Linked DNA regions of Mus musculus: region 1 is linked to region 2. Evidence: chromatin loops called from intact Hi-C (ENCODE). Cell type or tissue: heart. All regions are shown on one strand. Each heading gives the region's core, and the rest is flanking DNA. Links, peaks and the distances in the headings are about the cores only.

The links. Hi-C counts contacts between places; a loop is a spot of excess contacts. Peaks named below come from ENCODE experiments on the same cell type or tissue, not always from the same donor. Only the 100,000 strongest peaks of a DNase experiment are listed, where the experiment ranks them.
Region 1: it touches region 2 in a loop (1.9-fold over the local background); 3 of 42 quality-filtered maps call a loop at or near these places.

What each region holds. Positions count from the first base shown.
Region 1 is chr19:34,438,088-34,447,459 of GRCm38, reverse strand. No RefSeq gene overlaps it. Among named protein-coding and RNA genes, the nearest start is that of Ch25h, 32 kb to the left of the region's middle. In heart, for the core only: no CTCF peak of the experiment used is centred there; DNase peaks (open chromatin) are centred at 1,649 and 5,229; H3K27ac peaks cover 434 bases.
Region 2 is chr19:34,385,778-34,395,149 of GRCm38, reverse strand. No RefSeq gene overlaps it. Among named protein-coding and RNA genes, the nearest start is that of Ch25h, 85 kb to the left of the region's middle. In heart, for the core only: no CTCF peak of the experiment used is centred there; a DNase peak (open chromatin) is centred at 5,019.

The DNA.
Region 1 (9,372 bases), core at 771-8,770, 53 kb before region 2:
AAATTAGGTATTTTCCTCGTTTACATTTTCAATGCTATCCCAAAGGTCCCCCATACCCACCCACCCCCAATCCCCTACCCACCCACTCCCCCTTTTTGGCCCTGGCGTTTCCCTGTACTGGGGCATATAAAGTTTGCAAGTCCAATGGGCCTCTTTTTGCAGTGATGGCCCACTAGGCCATCTTTTGATACATATGCAGCTAAAGACAAGAGCTCCCGGGTACTGGTTAGTTCATATTGTTGTTCCACCTATAGGGTTGCAGTTCCCTTTAGCTCCTTGGGTAATTTCTCTAGCTCCTCCATTGGGGGCCGTGTGACCCATCCAATAGCTGACTGTGATCATCCACTTCTGTGTTTGCTAGGCCCCGGCATAGTCTCACAAGAGAGAGCTATATCTGGTCCATCTAGTGATTGCCATATGCAGGGATCCATCCCATAATCAGCTTCCAAATGCTGACACCATTGCATACACTAGCAAGATTTTGCTGAAAGGACCCAGATATAATAATTACATTTCTAATCACATGCATGATTTATCCTAGTTGACAAACGTTTTCTTTTTCGTTTTTAAAACTTGTCTCATTCTTTAAGTATTTCCATTGCACAAAGTAAAGAACGAGGCATGTTTTCCAGGTATGCATACTTCAGGGAGAGCAAGATCCTATTGTCAACCCAAAGAATAGAGTCTCATGCCCGACTGCCAATGTTGGAATTAAGATGTGTGTAGCGTGCATGATTGAATTCTTGAAAGCTTTATCAAGCAGGAATGCAACCTCTGGCTTTTGCCTAGGAAAATGCAATCAGATCTAATGTATTTGGGGGTGAGGCTGGAGGAATGTGCTTGATATGATGAACTTTTTACCAGGAGGCAGTTGGCTTCATATGAAGACATTTATCTTAAGCACATGACCCAGATTACAAACTCCATAGGAACAGGGTCTTAATCTTGTTTCTTATTTTATGATGATGGGTAACGGAGTTCAATATTTGTCAAATAAAAGTGAATTCTCTGGCACATAATTCCAGATTTTATGAATAAGTATCCTACCTTTTTACTTCAGAAAGCAAGGATGTATACTTTCTGGGACTTCAGCACCCAGAAAGCTGAGTTAGTATCTGGGGGCTGGCTCCTTCACTATGCTGGCTCTGATAAACTCTCCCCCGCTCCCCTGGACTGCTTTTTTTCCCTCCCTTTCCAAACTGAAGTTCTCCCTATTCCCAGGCTCATGTGTTGCTCACCTTCTTCTTCATGCATCAAAGGATCCAATCCCACACAAGTAATCATATTTATGGATTTAGAACACTTTCTTCCTCTTTACAGGAAAATCTCTCCTTTTCTCTAATCCTTAGATACTGAGGACTTTTGTCCTCACATACCTCTGAACCCACACTAAAGGGAGCAGTAATCTCTATTTTCAGCACAGAGTTGAGATTTTTTTTTTTTTATGTCTTGGCATTGAGATAAAGGTTATTGTTGCCTATACATTGTTATAACGGGTCTCAGAAATTCTGTTCCCAATTATTCAATTCCATTTTCTGGGCGAGTTTCATAAGCATATGCTAGTGGTTAAGAAGCAGTTAACAGGAAAAGGAGGCTTATGGAGAAGGGTGAGACATGTTGCTGTCCTCTGATTCATCCCAGCTGTGTCCTGTTACAACAGCCTGAAGACATAGAGAAAATGAAAGTGACCACTTCGGCCATTTGAGTCACAAAGACACAGATTTCATTTGCTTTTTCTGGACAAAAGATAAGGTTCCAAATCACATAGCTGTATTTGGCAGAGAATTCAGGCCTGTGCAAGTTAACATAAAAGATACTTTTTCATTTTAGTCAATGCATGTATGATGTTCATCTTGGCATGCTTGGCTCTAGGGCTCAGGAGGGAGCTCACATCCTCTCTTTTATTCTCTTTCCTCCATTTTGCAAGGTTTTGTATTTTTACTTTATACTTTCCTTTTCGAGATTATAATATAGTTACATCATTTCCTCTTCTTTTTCCATAAATCATCCTAAATAGCCCTCCTTGCTTTTTTCAAATCCATAGCCTCTTTTCTCATTAATTATTGTTATTTGCCTATATATGGAATATATAACTTGCTCAGTAATGATTAGCCACATAAACATATATGCAAGCTCTTATTGTTAATTTGGATGCCACTAACATTGATAGTCCTGTTTGTTCTTCTTGGCTCTTTGGCTTCTACACAGTTGATCGGCAGGTTCTCCATCAAAGTCGCTAGGGGAACATTTAAACAGGATGTTGGTGCAGATAGACCCAGTGGCAAGCCTCTAATTCTCCTACTTTATCTAGAAGTTACCATGCTCGAAAGTGAAATAAATCAAACAGGCTGTGCAGCCAAGGTAGGTAAAGAGCAACTGCTTGCTAAGTGTCTGCTGTAAACCCAGGAACTTGAAGACTCTTACTAATTTTACATTGCTTCATTTCCTCTCCACTACCACTCCAAGAGAAAAGTGTTACTGAGTCTACAAGTAGGAAAACCAAGGTTACGAAATATGTGGCTATTTGTCAAAGGCCAGTTAACAAGTGTGATAGAGTTCAGATTCTCACTTTGGCCATTTGAGGCCGTGGTATCTCTCTGTGTATATAACTTTCAAAATTGCTTTCATTTCCTTAAGGTATTCTATGGATGCTTGCTCAACTCAGCAGGTGAGAAAAGGGAGGTGAGATGAGGTATCTTGAGGAACACTCTCTGTAGTGTTCACATCAAGGCTCTGTGTAGTTACCACCATTCACACTGTGGGACCTGGACCAGTAGCAGGAGAGTCTTTTTCATCTAAACAATAAGCCACTTGTCTGTCACAGTATTCCAAGGGGCAGGATTATTCCTGCTTTTCTTCATTGAATTCCTTCTTCTTGCTCTTATTCCTCTCCTCCGTCTTCTACGTTTTCTCTTCCTCCTTATTCACCTCTCTCCATTCCTTCTTCCTTATCATCACTCCTATTCTTCACCTTAAGTCTTTGGGTTGATGATTTTTAGCCATATCAGTATTACTTTGCTTGGCATAAGATACTTCCATCAACCAATGCTGCTGAATTGTCATTATTCACCATTATTGATTGAACTTGACTCTGGGGGGTCGTGGCCCAAATGAGATTCAAATCCTGCCCTCAATGCATTTCCCACACTTGTGAGAAGAGTGACAAGCAAGTTGCTGGGCCCAGTATAGAGCATCTAGGCTCTCAGAGATTGTAATAGAAGCTGTCATTCAAGTACAGGCACAGTAGTGCCTGAACCTAGTTAGTCCCGGGGCTTGAGTGTGTTAAGGGGAAGCATCTTAGAGATCTGATACTTTAGCTGATCTGAGAATGCCGATGCATCTGCTTTATGGAACTCATACTGACTGTTCTAATAACAAACTCTTTGCTTTCATTTACTTAAGTTTATGAGAATCTTGACATCTATAGAACCAACCTCTAAACGGTAGTTTTTGTCATGGATCCTTTTCTAATGATAGGGACTTTGTTTATTCACGAGGCCTTTATTTTAGGCTCCCCTATTCTAATATGGACTTTTCCATTGATATGCTATCTGTGAGGCACAAGTCTCCTTTCCGAAGGTACATGAAAACATTCATTCACTAAGAATATTTATTCACCCAATGAAGGGCATTGTGTTTATTTCAGTTTTAACAATTATGAAAAAAGCTGCTCTACACTTTCAGATATAGGTGATTGTATGGACATTTGAGTAAATATCAATGACTATGACCATCAACCATATAGCAAAACCCATGCTTAGTATTATAAGAAACAACAAGGTTGTAGGCCCAAAACAACAGTAACATTTCGAGTTCCTGCCAGCAACAAATGAGAATTTGGTTGTTTTAGATTCTCTGTGGTGTTGGTGTTGTCAATCTTACATTTAAGGTATGATGATCCACTTATTGGTAACTCAAGGTTTTTCATTGGACAAAGATCTAGTTCTCATGTATATAACATATATAAGTGCAATTTTTCTGACTCATACACAGACATCTTCATTGATAAGATCTGTTCAGATATTTCCTATTTTTTTCAGTGAGTTGTTCATTTTCTTGCTCTTGAATTATAAGGGTTACTTTTTAAAAATTTTCACACATGCAATTTTAGCAAATAGGTCTTCTGTAGATATTTTTTCCAGTGTGTAGCTGGTCTTCTCGTCTTTTTTACAGTAGTTTTGCAAGCTAGAATTAAACTGATTGATTTTTGGTTTGTCAGTTATTGTTTCTGTGTGTTGCATCTTTGTTTTTTCTGTGTTCATGAGCACCTGGATTTTTCCTGTGATGTATTTCAGGGTTTTTACTACATATATGACTATGCTCTGTTTGGAGCTGGTTTTTGTACAGGTGTTGGGATTGCATGATGCCATGCAGGATGTGGAAATAGCAGTCCAGAAACGATTGTGGAAAACACCATATTTTCTTTATTGTATTTTATATTTATTGTATTGTATTATATCACCTCACTGTCAAAGGCTAGTATACCATATTTATGTGGATTCACATTTATGAGACACGGAGCAGTAAAGGGTAGTTTAAGGCAAGGTGTTATCTGATGAAGGTAGCAGATAGTGCCTTGTAGGCAGAAGGATCCTTTTTAAATAAACCAATCAGCTTGGCCATCCTTCTGTCCTTTCCCATCTGAAATATGGACCTGAAGGCTCTAGTTACCAAGATCGTCTTATCAAATCAAGTCAAATCGAGCACAATAGAAAACAAAGAAAGATCCCAGGAAGCAAATAAATTCCCCAGTCATTTAAACTATTTCTAACTTTCAGAAGATGTTTACTGCAGAATTAATTGAACACACATGTGTATCTGTGCAATGACACCCCTTCTCCTGAGATCTCCTGGAACTTTAACTTCAAGACCTTGGATAGATGGCCCTCTGTCTACCTGCTTCTTTCCAAAAATACTGGTTGAAATGAGAAGGGACCTCTTACATGAATTGCTTTCCTTAACCATCTTCATAGGTTGGCGTTGCAGACTGTATTATCCCTAGTTATCTTAAGTGGCTTTGAAAGCCACAAGCTATTCGCAGAAATGCACGTAGAATTTTCAATCAACTATTCTTTATTAGAGGCTATAGAAAAAAATTGTTAACATTTCCTCAGTTTAAATGCAGGCATCTTATTGCGCAAGCAGGTGGTTATGTAAGTTGTGACAAGGCAGGGTACAGTCCAGACATGCTATCTGGCAGTGGCTTCTCTATTTGCTTGGAAGTTTCAGTTTCTCAACAAGACATGTTCTGCCATTCACCTAGTACAAGTGAGCAGAGAGGCACATAGCCAGGGTGAACAGGAAGCCTATAGCTGCAGGAAAAATGAAACTCACTCCACAGGTGATGTCAGTTCCTTTAGATGCCTAGTCACTCTTTCCTTCTGAGCTGAGATTGTAATTCATTTATCTTCGGAATGCTGGCCAGCAGCCAGCTCACAATCTGGCTAAATTTGTTGAAGGAAGGCTTTATCATTTTCCCACAGAACGATAGTACCTATTTTAGCTTTGCAGGAAAATGTATGAAACTAATTGCCTTGCTTGACTTGAGAGCCAGTTTTGCCTCAGTAAGATTAGCTTCACCAGAATCATAATGGGTAGCTTATCATGAGAAGTACCAGGCATAGACTCCATAGTGAGATGTTTCCATCATCACAAGAATTAATTGTGGTAATCCTTATTTAGGAACCAAACAACCTCATGAACAATTGATAATTGTTAACTTCTTTTCATGTCCCAGTCTCATACCAGCCCTCATAGGCTCATAGGAATCTCACAATGCAAAATGTATTCAGTTATACTTCAAAACTCCCCCATACTCTTTTATAGTCACGGCACCCTTAAAATCTCCAACGCTTCTTCTGAGACTCAAGGTAAACTGTGTTTCGCCCTCCGTTGGACACGGCTGCTAGGGAGGTGTAACTCAGGGAGCTTCACTGTGTTTATCCCACGATGCTGCTGTTGGGAGTTGGGCTGTAGGGAAGCGTTGAGTTATCACTTCAGGGGTGGGAAAATGCAATGTAAGATGGGGGAAGCTGAGGTTGGAGTTCCCAGACCCCTGGACACCCAGTCATCCCTGGGGTATTGCACTGAAGAGTTGGGAATGAAGAATCAGAGGTTCAAGGGCCCACAGTGATGAGGCTAGGACTGTTGGGGGCCTGCAGGCTGAAGATGGCACCTAACTCTGGGGCCAGGCGAAATGGGAGCTCAATGGTGATTATCCTTAGCTTGATGAGTACTAGGCTGGAGGCACAGAGAGGCCTTCGACAGGAGGCTTAGGCTGTGGCTTTGTAGGCGAAGGCTTTCTCCATGCTTCTATGGCAGATCTTCATGAAAGAGACAGTTCATGTTGATCCATATTGTTTAATGATAAAAAATGGATGCACACCAACTTCTCAGGGTGAACCAGAGATCAAATATCTTTTGCAGGGAGGAACATCTGGGAAGGGAAGCTTATTGGATAAATCCTCAGGGCCTCTAGTTATCTCATTAACATGGAAAACTCTGTTTTGGAAGACATGACCAACATGGAGAGTGTGGAGTGTGGTCCAGGCCAGAAATCTGACAGAGAGTGGGAAGGTGCCTACTCACTGAGTTTTCAGGGTCTCATACCTGCTCTACCTTACCAAGTTTTCTGGCATGGTCCACTGTCCCACAGAAAACTTTTAAATTAACTGTAAGCCTCTGTAAAATAAAAAAAAAAAACATGCAAAATATACTTCCAATACAGAAAGGTATAGGTTACATATCCTTAGTCCAAAGGGAAGAAGCAGTAGGATAGGACCAGACCAGAGTAAGACTGAACCCCAGCACTGAAAATGCCAAACTGTACAGTGTCTGGTCCAGTATCTGCAGTCCTGTGGTTTCACCATCTGGGACCCAGTAGGTACAGCCTTGTTATCTCCTACACATCAGTTTTCCCTTTAACTACCTCCACTCAGTGTATGTAAAATTCCCTTGTTAGATGTTCCACAGCCTTGGCATTTCCAATACCCTGGAAGCTACGGAAACTTTAAGTTTAGTGCTCCTGACTTCAAAAGCACCTGACTCAGCAGCTCTTCGCTGAGAATCTCACCTGATCCGTGCTGCTGGCCTCAGAAGCTTTCCATTTCCTTGGTGAAAAAGCTTCCATGATCCCTTTTCGTCTTCATTCCTTTATGGATGGTGAGTTCTGCTGGCAGCTTGAGATAATGTGTGCCCCTCCTTTAATACAACTTTAGTGGCCTTCATGTACATTTACACTCAATCCAGGAAAGCATTTCCCCAGTGGTCTTCCTGGAGCATTTGACGGGCAGCCTCTTATTCTCAAGGCACCATTTATGGTATTGTCCCAGTGCAGATAGAGAAGTTTCTCTTTAATCATGCTAATCACTAACACTGCTGCTGCTTTGCCTATGGCTATTTCTTAAGTAGCCACTCTGCTCACAGCTTTGAACTCACTCTTGGGCCTTTACATTTCCGACGTAGTCCTCTTTCAAATTTCTGCTTTCTCTCGTAATAAATTAGGTTAAAGGTTGTGAGGAGCAACCATTCCACAGCTTTTGGAAGTTATGCTGCTTTTACGTGTCCTCCACCAATCAAATTTCTCTATTTTGATTCAGCTTCACTTAAATTTTTTAGGATAGGTAGACAACAAGATTTGGCAACGGCCAGAGGATAATATGAATGGTCGTGAGTTCAATTCCTTATAGAGTTTTTGTCCTCTGAAGCCTCAAGAGCAAAATCGTTGCTATCTATTATTATTTTCATGTTCTGAACTTCTACCATAAAGGCCCATCAATCTCTTCTCACAGATTTCCAGGATTTCTCTCTTCCACATTCCTCTTGTAAGCCATATTCTAAGGCCCAAGATCCACATCATTTGGTTGATCATAGGATCATTTCATTTATCAATATTAACTTTCTGCACTAAGTACCTTTCACATCAGTGTGACAGAGCATTTTATGGAAACAGCTTAAGGGAGTAACCATATCTTTTGGCTCATAGTTTGTGGTGATGTAGTTCACTGCGTGGAGAAAAGCCTGATGACTGGGATTTTGTTTATTTTGGTAATGGGAGCTTGTGGCATAGCTCATTACATGTGATAAAGCAGAGAGCCCATGCTAAACATATTAGTGGATGACTTAGTTTATTCTTCAAATTTTACCAAATATGTAGTTTAAAATCCACATTTTTAAAAATTTTTATTGGATATTTTCTTTATTTAAATTTCAAATGCTATCCCCTTTCCTAGTTTCCCCTATGGAAACCCCCTATCCTATCCTTCCTCCTTCTGCTTCTATGAGGGTGCTTCCCCACCCACCCACCCACCTCTCTCCTCACTACCCTAGCATTCCTCTATGCTGGGGCATCAAGCCTTCACATGATCAAGGGTCTCCCCTCTAACTGATGCCAGATAAAGCCATCCTCTGCTCTATATGTAACTGAAGCCATGGGTCCCTCCATGGATATTCTTTAGTTGGTGGTTTAGTCCCTGGGAGCTCTTGGGGGTGGGAAGGTCTGGTTGGTTGATATGGTTGTTCTTACTATGGGGTTGCAAACCCCCTCAGCTCCTTCAGTCCTTCCCCTAACTCCTCCATTGGAGTCCTTGTGCAGTCTGATGGTTGGCTGCAAGCATCCTCATCTATATCGGCAAGGCTCTGGCAGAGCCTCTAAGGAGACAGGTATATCAGGCTACTGTTAGCAAGCACTTCTAGGCATTAGCAATAATGGCTGGGTTTAGTGTCTGTAGATGGGATGAATCTCTAGGTGGGGTGATCTCTGGGTGGCCTTTCCTCCAGTCTTTGCTCCGCACTTTGTACCTGTATTTCCTTTAGACAGGAACAATTCTGTATTACCCAACAAAGAGGAGAGAGAACCTGTAGAGACCATATGGAGAGGTTAGGCATGGCCCCTGGTTGAGGGATGGGACCACCCAACCTTCTCAAAAAATTTAACCTAGAATTGCTCCTATCTACAATCTATATTTTGAAAGATGAAAGAACTATGAACAGGAGAATGACTAACTAAAGCCATACTGTTCAGAAGGTGAACAGGTCTCTAGGAGAAATCTCTATACATGAAAAGCCACATGCTATTAGCTACCATTTCATATGTCTTTCATGTACCATTAAAACTATCTTTGAACAAATTTAATAAGTAATTAAAAATTCATATTGTCTGTGAATAAATTTCTGCTTTTCGAAATATATCACTATAAAATGTAGGAGATATATATCATATACTCAGGAGAAAGGAAGTATTTTATAAATATGGAATAAGTGATAAGAGAAAGTAATAACTGATAGGATTGATCAAAATGTTAATAGGAAAAACTAACCATGGTTAAAGTCAAAAGATAATTGATAACTTAGACAAAAATATGTTGCTATCAA
Region 2 (9,372 bases), core at 974-8,973:
CATTTAGTGAATCTTCTCTAATGTCTCCCTGCATAATAGCAGTCTGAGCCTCACAGATACCTGGGTGCCTTCCAACATGGCTTACGGGTTGAGTTTGTAATGCTCACATGCATGTTTTTGTATTCCACAGGCTAAGTCTGTAGCCATAAGCTATACTCTTCCCTGACGATTCTGCCCAGCAAGTCTAAAGTAAAATGACAGCTCAGAATACAAGCATAGCAGGGGGGTTAAGAGCACATATTCTGAATCATACAGACTCAGGTTCAAATCTTACATTGCAATTTAAAAGCCACATGATCATGGGCAAATTACAGAATCTAGCTGCTTTAGCTTTCACACATCTAAGACAAAAAAAAAATGAACGAGGACTTTTAATTGATGGTGTTTTCAGATTCCTTTACTCAGAGCAAAATGGGGCCATGGCAGCAGCTCTCCCGACAGGAATCTGGGGGCAACAAAGTGAGCTAACCTTTTTTTTTTTTGTAACATCACACTCATACCCCTACCTTTTCCACACCCCCAGAATCTGAATTCCACCTGCTGAAGTTTCAGCCACCTACAGCCAATCTCTGTAGTCCCAAAGTATTAACATGGAATCTTCTGGAAATTGTAGGCGTGTAAGCTCAGAATTTAGTAGGTAGAGACAGGGAAAGTGAAAATGTGAGCTATATAGTGTACCTTGTGGAAACCAAAAGTCCCCAGAAAAAAAATTAAAATACTATAAATATTTTGTATGTACCTAGAAATATTTGAAAAATACTCCCTCGGGGGAAAAAGTAACACATTAGAGCAAAATGTCAGATACCAGACAGTGCTTATAGCTTTCTTAGAAAGTAAAGTATGGGAAGTTACAGGTAGAATACAAGATAAATATACTTAAGATAATTAAATCGAAGTCAAAAGTATTAAATCTTTGAGAAATACACAAGCCATTTGGAAAATGATAAAATTCCTATGAATAATATTTTGTAAATATCAATATGAAATGAGAGTTCAATGGGAATGGGCACTATCATCAGTAAGTATGACAATATATAAAAATAGATTTAGAAACAAGCAAAACCCCAACAAGATGGTGGATATCATCAAACTATATTGCATGAAAAATTCAAATAAAAAATAAATTTTCTCCATTACCTAAAAATGACTGCTTTGTTACCACATTTGTATAACAATTTAGCTGCTATACCCATATAACTTTTGAGAATTTTTTATATTTATGAAAAATATGTGGATGTTATCTAGTCTTCAGCACAGCAAACTGTGAAATATTCTGTCATCTTTCACATATTTCCCAAAATAGTTTCCATTTTAATGTGTAAAGAAGTGTATTTTTACATTTTTTTTAAGTTTATTTTTCCCCAGCTTCTACTTCTAGGATTTTAACAATTGATATTCTATCTTTTGGGAATAGAACCCGAATCTAGTACCCTGAAAGCAAGGCAGTTGAAAAAAAAGATTTGAAAGTGTCTGTCAAGTGAAATTGACCCTGCAGGGTTAGTCTCAGCAAAGTTACAGAGAAAATTCTTATTTTCTAGAACTTTCCTGAGTTGGTAATAGCTCTTGCTCACTTTGTTTATCTTTATTCCACTGTGTTTTTTATCAAGTCAGGCCAGTTTCGAGGTCCTGCATAAGAATGAGATTGAGGAGAGATGTCTCTAGTCCTCAAGCCAGTGTCTCCTCTATTGCTGGTTTTTCCCACAACAGTGTGGGAGGCTAAGTCTCCTGACGCTCTCAGGTCAGATGGAGACAGATGAAAATCAGTTCTAAGGAGGGGGGCTGCAGATACATGCAGGCTCTCCTTATGAAGGCAGGACTTTCTCATTGCACCAGAGTCAACGACTTTTCCCGGTTATATTACACTCACTCCACTGAGAACAGGAAAGGAGAGCATTACACAGCTTCTTGACAGTTGTGACAAGGAACAGACGAAAATATCTGAAAGAAATTTAATCTCTTCAGAAAACAGGAAAAAGACCCATATAAGGAAAACTCTACAAAGCAAGACAATGTGGGCCAATTTGGAGGCTTCCCGGGCTGCTACTGTGTAGGCTGAGATCTGCGTATACGTGCACAGTTCCTGGGGTGTGTCTCCCTTATCTTTCTGCACTTTCAAAAACTTGGCTCCCAACTTATTCCACCATGGGTTTTAACACAGCAGACGGAGGAGTTTTGAACATGACTTAGGGCCATTAAGCGTCATTTTCCAAATGTTGATGGAATTAGGAATCAATGACTCATAGGACAGAGATGGGATATCTTTGGTGAAACTAATTTTACAGAATAGTTTCTGGATAACATTGAGAAGAGTCTTTGGGACCAATTTGTCAGTCATGACCCAGCTTGAAAACCTGTCTGGATAATTGAAATCTTGCTTTCTTTGAAATGATGCTTTCATGATCACAAATGGCAGACTTCATAAAACTTTGGTATACAGCAAAGGCATTGTCATTTGAGTTAAGAGGCAGCCTGTTGAATGTAAAAAAATAATCTTCATCAGTTATACATATGACAGAGTTTAATATACAGAATATATAAATAATAAAAACATCAACTGTCAAAAAAACCCACCCAGTTAGATATGGGATATAAAACTAAACAAAGATCTCTAAGTATGAAATACAAATGTCGAGGAACATTTCTTATTTGAACTACTTTGAGACTTTATCTTACTCCATTCAGAATGGCTCAGATTACAGACAAAACAAAGCAAAACAAAACAATAATGATAGGTGTTGGTGTGGATTTTGGAAAATGGAACACTTACTCATTGCTGGTTGGAGTAAAAAGTGATATAACTGCTATGGAAATTCGTGTAAAGGTTCCTCCAAAACAATAATGATAGGTGTTGGTGTGGATTTTGGAAAATGGAACACTTACTCATTGCTGGTTGGAGTAAAAAGTGATATAACCACTATGGAAATCCGTGTAAAGTTTCCTCCAAAACAATAATGATAGGTGTTGGTGTGGATTTTGGAAAATGGAACACTTACTCATTGCTGGTTGGAGTAAAAAGTGATATAACCGCTATGGAAATCCGTGTAAAGGTTCCTCAAAAAGCAAGAATTAAATATACTACACGGTCCAACTATACCATTCTTCAGAATATACCCAGAGGACTCTTTATTATAGAGAAACCTATTAATCCATGTTTATTGCTCCCCTATTCACTATAACTGGAAACTATTCACAAGTAAGTGAAAACAGTTGATAGATGTCTATCAACTAATGAGTGGATAATGAAAATGTGAAATACATTCTATTACACAATAGAATATTATTAAGCTGCTAAGAAAAATGAAGTAAAACAGATAAATATATAGCGATAGAATCACTCACCTGGACTGAGGTAGCTGAGACCCAGAAAGACAACCATCATAGAGTTTCTCTTATTTGTGAATGGTAGCTTTGAGTCAGATATGAATGGCTCATCTGGAATACCCATTGGGGTCTGTAAATTAGTTTAAGGGCCTTGCGTGGAGGCAGGGCATCCAAGGAATGGAAAGTAGAATAAGTGGTATAAAGATTTAAAGGAATAATGCCCCAGGAAGGGCTGAAGTGGAGTGGAATCATTGCAGAAGACAGAAAGAGTGAAAGAGCCAGAACTGGGGGATGGCCACAAGGAAACAGTGTCTTCCAGACGAAGCAGGGCAGCCACATAGCTACACACGGCAGATGCTGATAACATGCACAAGACCTGTGCAAGATCAAGCCAGACTAAACTCCAGGATTTCGAAGAGAGGCAGCATGAAGTCCCACCCCTACTCCCCAGTGGAGACCATATTGGCAATTGTTAGCTACTGGGAGCGGAAGTATTCATTTTAAGTGTTGTCCCTGGTTAAGTTGACTGCACTCCAGAGGAAGGTCATACCACTTGTGGTATTTAAAAACCTCCATGATTTGGGGATTTCCTTGAGATTATGTTTGCCTGATTATGTCTGTATGTCTCTTTAACAAAATCTCCCAGGAGACTCTACCATCAAGGTCACTGAGAGTGGCATTCGATGTAAAAGTCATTTTTATCAGTACAATTCCTCAGGGACCCAGAGGATTCAGAGTAGTCACCAGGCCTGTTCCCTAAAAAAGAAACCTCAGAAATAAAGAGTGGAAAACACATTCCAGGGCTTTGATTCATGAAAGGGTCCCTGGCCCCTTAAGGAAATGCTGAATTTCCTTTCTATGAGCTCATAAATGCTTGTGAATCTAAAAAAAAAAAAAGTCACCATGTCTTTGGGGGAAATTGAGAGAAACGGTGACAGGATTTATTTCCTATTCATTTCAAACATGTGGAAGCCCTGTGTCAGCATAGGACAAAAAGCCATGAGGCTTTAGACATCTCCATGAGTGCCTGGTTAACAAACTCGATGGAGCTTAACTTGGAGTTGAGTTTTCAAAACCCACCAAAGGCCAAGAAGATCTCAGGTAATAACTGATTGATCTTTTAGAAGTGTGGTGGTAATGTGTAAAAGAAGGAGTTTTGAGCTGCCACATCTCAGACAATATGACTCCACTATTGATACTACTTCAGGAGTGCATATGCATCGTGACAGCCAAAGGGTTGGCCCAGAGCAGTTGTGTGGCCCATGATAGCCTGACAGGGCACTGCTGAGCTTTTGGATAGGTAACTTGCTATGGCAATGACCAAACTGAAGGGCCATTCAGCCTGCAATCACTTACTGTTCTGGGCAAGCAATAAAGCCTTTGTTCACCCACTGTACAAACAATGGCTCCCAAAGAAAAAGCACCAGGTCTCTACCAGAGTTTTATTTTTCCCCAGAGAAAAATCACTGGTGAGAATCACATGTGTGTGCAGAAGGGAAAAGTCACCTTACCCTTGAAGAGCCCAAAACTCAGGGTCCCCATCTCTTTAAGGGCGTAGAGGCAGAGTCTAAATGAGGGAAGGACTCTGGAAGAGAGAAAGTCCTGAGTCAAAAAAGAAGAACTTGTTTGCCAAGACCACAAAGACAGCAGTCTCTGCAGGAGCTCCCTCAGCTAAGCAACCCAGGAAGGAAGAGTGGAGAAGGGCACGTGAGCTGTGTGGCCTGAAGATGGAGAGTCCTGCCTGAGTCCTGGACTGCTGCTTCCTCATAAAAGACAACACTCAACTGTTCTCCATGTTAGTGGTGGAGGCAGCTTCTCTCACAAGGTCTGATGGTCAAAGTCCTTCAATTACCTGTGGTTAGGCCTGAAAGATCATATGCAGGGTTTTTGCCTGGAGCCAGACTTGCCAAATATTGCACAGTTTTGATTAGAACTCAAAGTCATTAGCCTCAATAGACAGTAGGGATGTGGCACAAACAGGACAAGAGTTGATGCTCCTGGTGTAGAATAAGAGGCATGTGACTTTGTGTGTGAGTAGGAACACTGTCCATGGACCTCCTGAGGAAAAAAGATAAGAAATTCACATTCACTTACACCTCCATGTACAAAGCATTTCTTACAGCACTAGAGCCATTCTTGGATGAGAGTATAGCCAATTGCTTTGAACCATGATCTTTGGCTTTGTCTGCCATTATACTATTTACTGAATATTAGATTAAACACCGATGTAGAACTGCTATCAATCATTCATTCCAAACCTTGGTTAGAATTGGAGGTTTGCAAAATAAGAAAAAAATCATAGTCTTTTTGTTTGTTTGTTTGTTTGTTTGTTTGTTTGTTATGATTCTTAGTCTTAAAGAGAGCTATTTTGGTTTGTAGCTAACTTGTGTTCCAAACTTGTCAAGGGCATACCTAAGTGGAGAGAGGGAAAGGAAGAGGGAGAAAGAGAGGGAGAGGATGAGGGAATGGGAGAGAAAGAAATGGAGAGGAGGAGGAGAGGAGGAGAGAGAGAGAGAGAGAGAGAGAGAGAGAGAGAGAGAGAGAGAGAGAGAAGAGAGAGGGAGAGAAGGGTAGGGGAAGGAGGAGGGGGAGAGGAAGGGGAGGGGGAGGGAGAGACAGACGGACTTTGAGGGCACAGTGAAGTTGACAGCACTGGGTAATTGGAATCTCTTAGCTCTGTTAGGATTTTATGGAGCAGTGGTTACATACACAGTTTAATTTTGTAAATGACCCTAGAAAGCAAGCGAGATGAAAGCAGGACATGGAAGGAAGAGTCAGTCAAGAGCTTGTTAACCAGCAAGTGACTGCTTATGGCTACATGGGATTCCCTGCTACCGGGGAACCTCTGAGAAATCATACAGAACAAAATCCCATTTGTCTTCAGAGGGAAAAGGAATCTCGGTTTTTGGTTTTTTGTTTGTTTGTTTGTTTTTTGAATAATTGTTGAGACTATACTACCTGATATTTGGCAACTACAAGGTTACTGACTGTGCCTGGATAGAGAACTGATGTGGGAACTATGTACAAGTGTCCCTCATAAGAAGCAATGAACAAATGCATCTGCTGGCTGAAGTTGGCCTTGGAGATGAAGAAACAAAGTCAGGTACCCTACAATTGAGAATTCTGAGCCCCACTTAGCAATTATGAAAACCCAGCAATGTTTCACCAGTTACTGGCACTATGCAGCTACTGTGACTTGGATGCTACGTCGCCTAACACACATCCATCCACATGGGTGGATGGGATGATTTTTATGCAATTGTCAAGTCTTCCACAAAGAAACATAACACTACATGTTTCGAACTTTAATTTAAATCAGCTAGATCCACTAGGAACGTGACAAGATCAAGGCTCCACTTTACATCTTCCCACCGCAATCCTCAAGAATGAAACTTATTCCTGTCTTTCCTTGAGAATCACTTCCATATGATTAGAAGTTGCAATTACGAACACACCGCCGCTATGGCAACCTGAGCAAGACCTGCCCCAAAATAAAAGACGTGAAAATAGGAAGGGAAACAATTGGAAAGAAGATAAGGAAGTGAGGGGGATAGAAAAGGGTAAGGGAAACATGAATATATTAGAATATACTGCATATATGTGTGAATCTGGAAAAAAGTAAAAACATAATTAACTGAAAAATAGAACTAAAGGAAAAAAATCCAGAAAAGATGAAACAATGTTACGTGATAAGGACCAAAGAGGACAGACAGGGTTAGGTCTGTCCAAGTGCAGTGCTGTAGCTCAAGTAGGAGTCCACTCCTCAGGTTAGAGCATCCAACAGACAGGGCCCCACAGAGAAATGATAAAGGACCCACTTCTAAATAGCGTCTTCCCCAAATCAAGATCTTAAATCTTAACATTTTCTTTCCCACAAGTTGAGAGGCAAAAGGAGCAGCTCATTGTCCAGAAGACAGTAGCCTCCAGTTTGGCTAGTGTGGCAGTGCGAGGAATCCCTTAAAAGAAAGGCGAAGTGCTCTGTGTGGTGGCTATATCCCACTGTTTCAGGTGTAAGAAAGAATAAGCGTCTTGGAGCATATTTTATATGAATAAAGACCTACTTTATGCCATGCAAACAGAATGTTCATGAAATGCTACAGATGGGTGGAGTGACAAGCTTCTGCATGAATGAACACGTGGGAAAGGCCACCACTACCATCCTTCGCAGATGGAAGAGTTTCTGACAGAGCCTCAGCATGAAGGAAACAGGAAATGAAGAATTTCCAACTTCTGTTAGGACACATTGAAACTTACTATGCTACCACTGACGTCATACCTTACCTTGGCTGGTGCTCCAAAAGACTCCTGAGATTTTTAAATTTTATTGTAATTTTTAGTTTATTTTTTACACTCCATATTCCATTCCCCGCCCCTCGTCCACCCTCCAACTGTTCCACATCCCACACCTCCTACCCACCCTACCCTGTCTCCATGTGGATGCCCCAACCCAACCTGACCTCTAAACTCCCTGGGGCTTCCAGTCTCTTGAGGGTTAGGTGCATCATCTCTGAATGAACACAGACCCGACAGTCTTCTACTGTATGTGTGTTGGGGGCCTCATATCAGCTGGTGTATGCTGTCTGTTTGGTGGTCCAGTGTTTGAGAGATCTCAGGGGTCCTGATTAATTGAGACTACAGGATCGCCCTTCTCCTCAGCTTCTTTCAGCCTTCCCAGAGTTTTAACTGACTAATTGTTTGAGGGATGAATGCACATATTGGAACTGCATGTCCTCAGAGTCCTCCCACTGATGGCTGATGTTCTCCCTCCTAAGCATGTACCATGTTTGAAAAGACTATCAAGCTTGCTTGAGCTAAAACAAGAATTATGCAAGAAGGAAACGTATAGAGGAATCTCAAGGTTCTTCCTCCTTAGATAATTCACGACATTTCCACCCCCATGGGAGGAAAATTGGGAGCATCAACATACAGAAAACAAGTAAACCAGCAAGCATTGTTGGGATCAGTTTCTGTGTGTCCTTTCCAGAGCAGGCTGAGGCTTAGCATGTGGATCTGTGCAGATGGCAAAGGAATCATGAGCTGCATAAACTGTGTTTAGGCATCTGAGCTCCTCCTTAGAGAAGCATGTCTAAATGATCTGCATTAGGTCGGGAAATCATTTTATTCCATTCTTCACAATTAGATGAAAGGTCACATATTCTGGATTAAGTCTCAATATGCTTAGTACAGAGGAAGTTAGTACTGAGAAACAGTAGTTCTGCTTTTTTTATGACCCAGTTTTCCTGGAATTGAATTATAGAATGTTCTGTAACATTAGAACTAAATATCCAATGAACTGTAATGATGGGTAAACCCAAGCAAATGGAGTGGAGTTGGATTCTGAGAAACATACTAGGGGTGGTCTTCTGTTTTCTAGCATTCTGTAAGCACTGCTGGCCTTTTCTTTGTTAAGGTTAGACCACAGTGGTACTGAGACAATGTATCCAAAGACACAGCAAGCCTTTGTAACATGGATCCCTGTCTCTTCAAGGTTTTACTTTGTCTCTATCTGCATAACGTTCCTTCTGCTGGGAACAGTACCCCCCTTCCTACCCTGTCTGGAACATGGACTCCTTCCCCAGGACTCAGTCCAAGTTCATCTCCTGAGAGAACCACTGCTACAACACCTATTGAACGACATTTTAACTTATTCTTTAGTTTAATGATAAATGGGATTTTTCTCTCTTAGCCTACTAACTCCTAGAGTATATTTATTAGAACAGTGGCATCGGAATACCTGGAGGACCAGGACCACATTATTTAAAATGCATTTTCTTTAAACCTAATCAAAGCATTCTCCGAATCTGCAGAATATAAGGGGCACAAATGCCAGTGCTCCTTTTACTAAACTCCTTAAGTGATCTATAGGCAACGGAACATCCAACAAAGAAATGAATGCCAGGAGTGGTGCTCACGCCTGCAGTCCCTGCATTGGGGGTGCTGAAACAGGAGGGTCACCGTGACCATTTTGCTATGGAGAGACTAGAGCAGAGCCTGTCTCACAGCAACACAACTTGGAGAACAGACTATGTGTCCTTTGTGGATGTGTTCCTA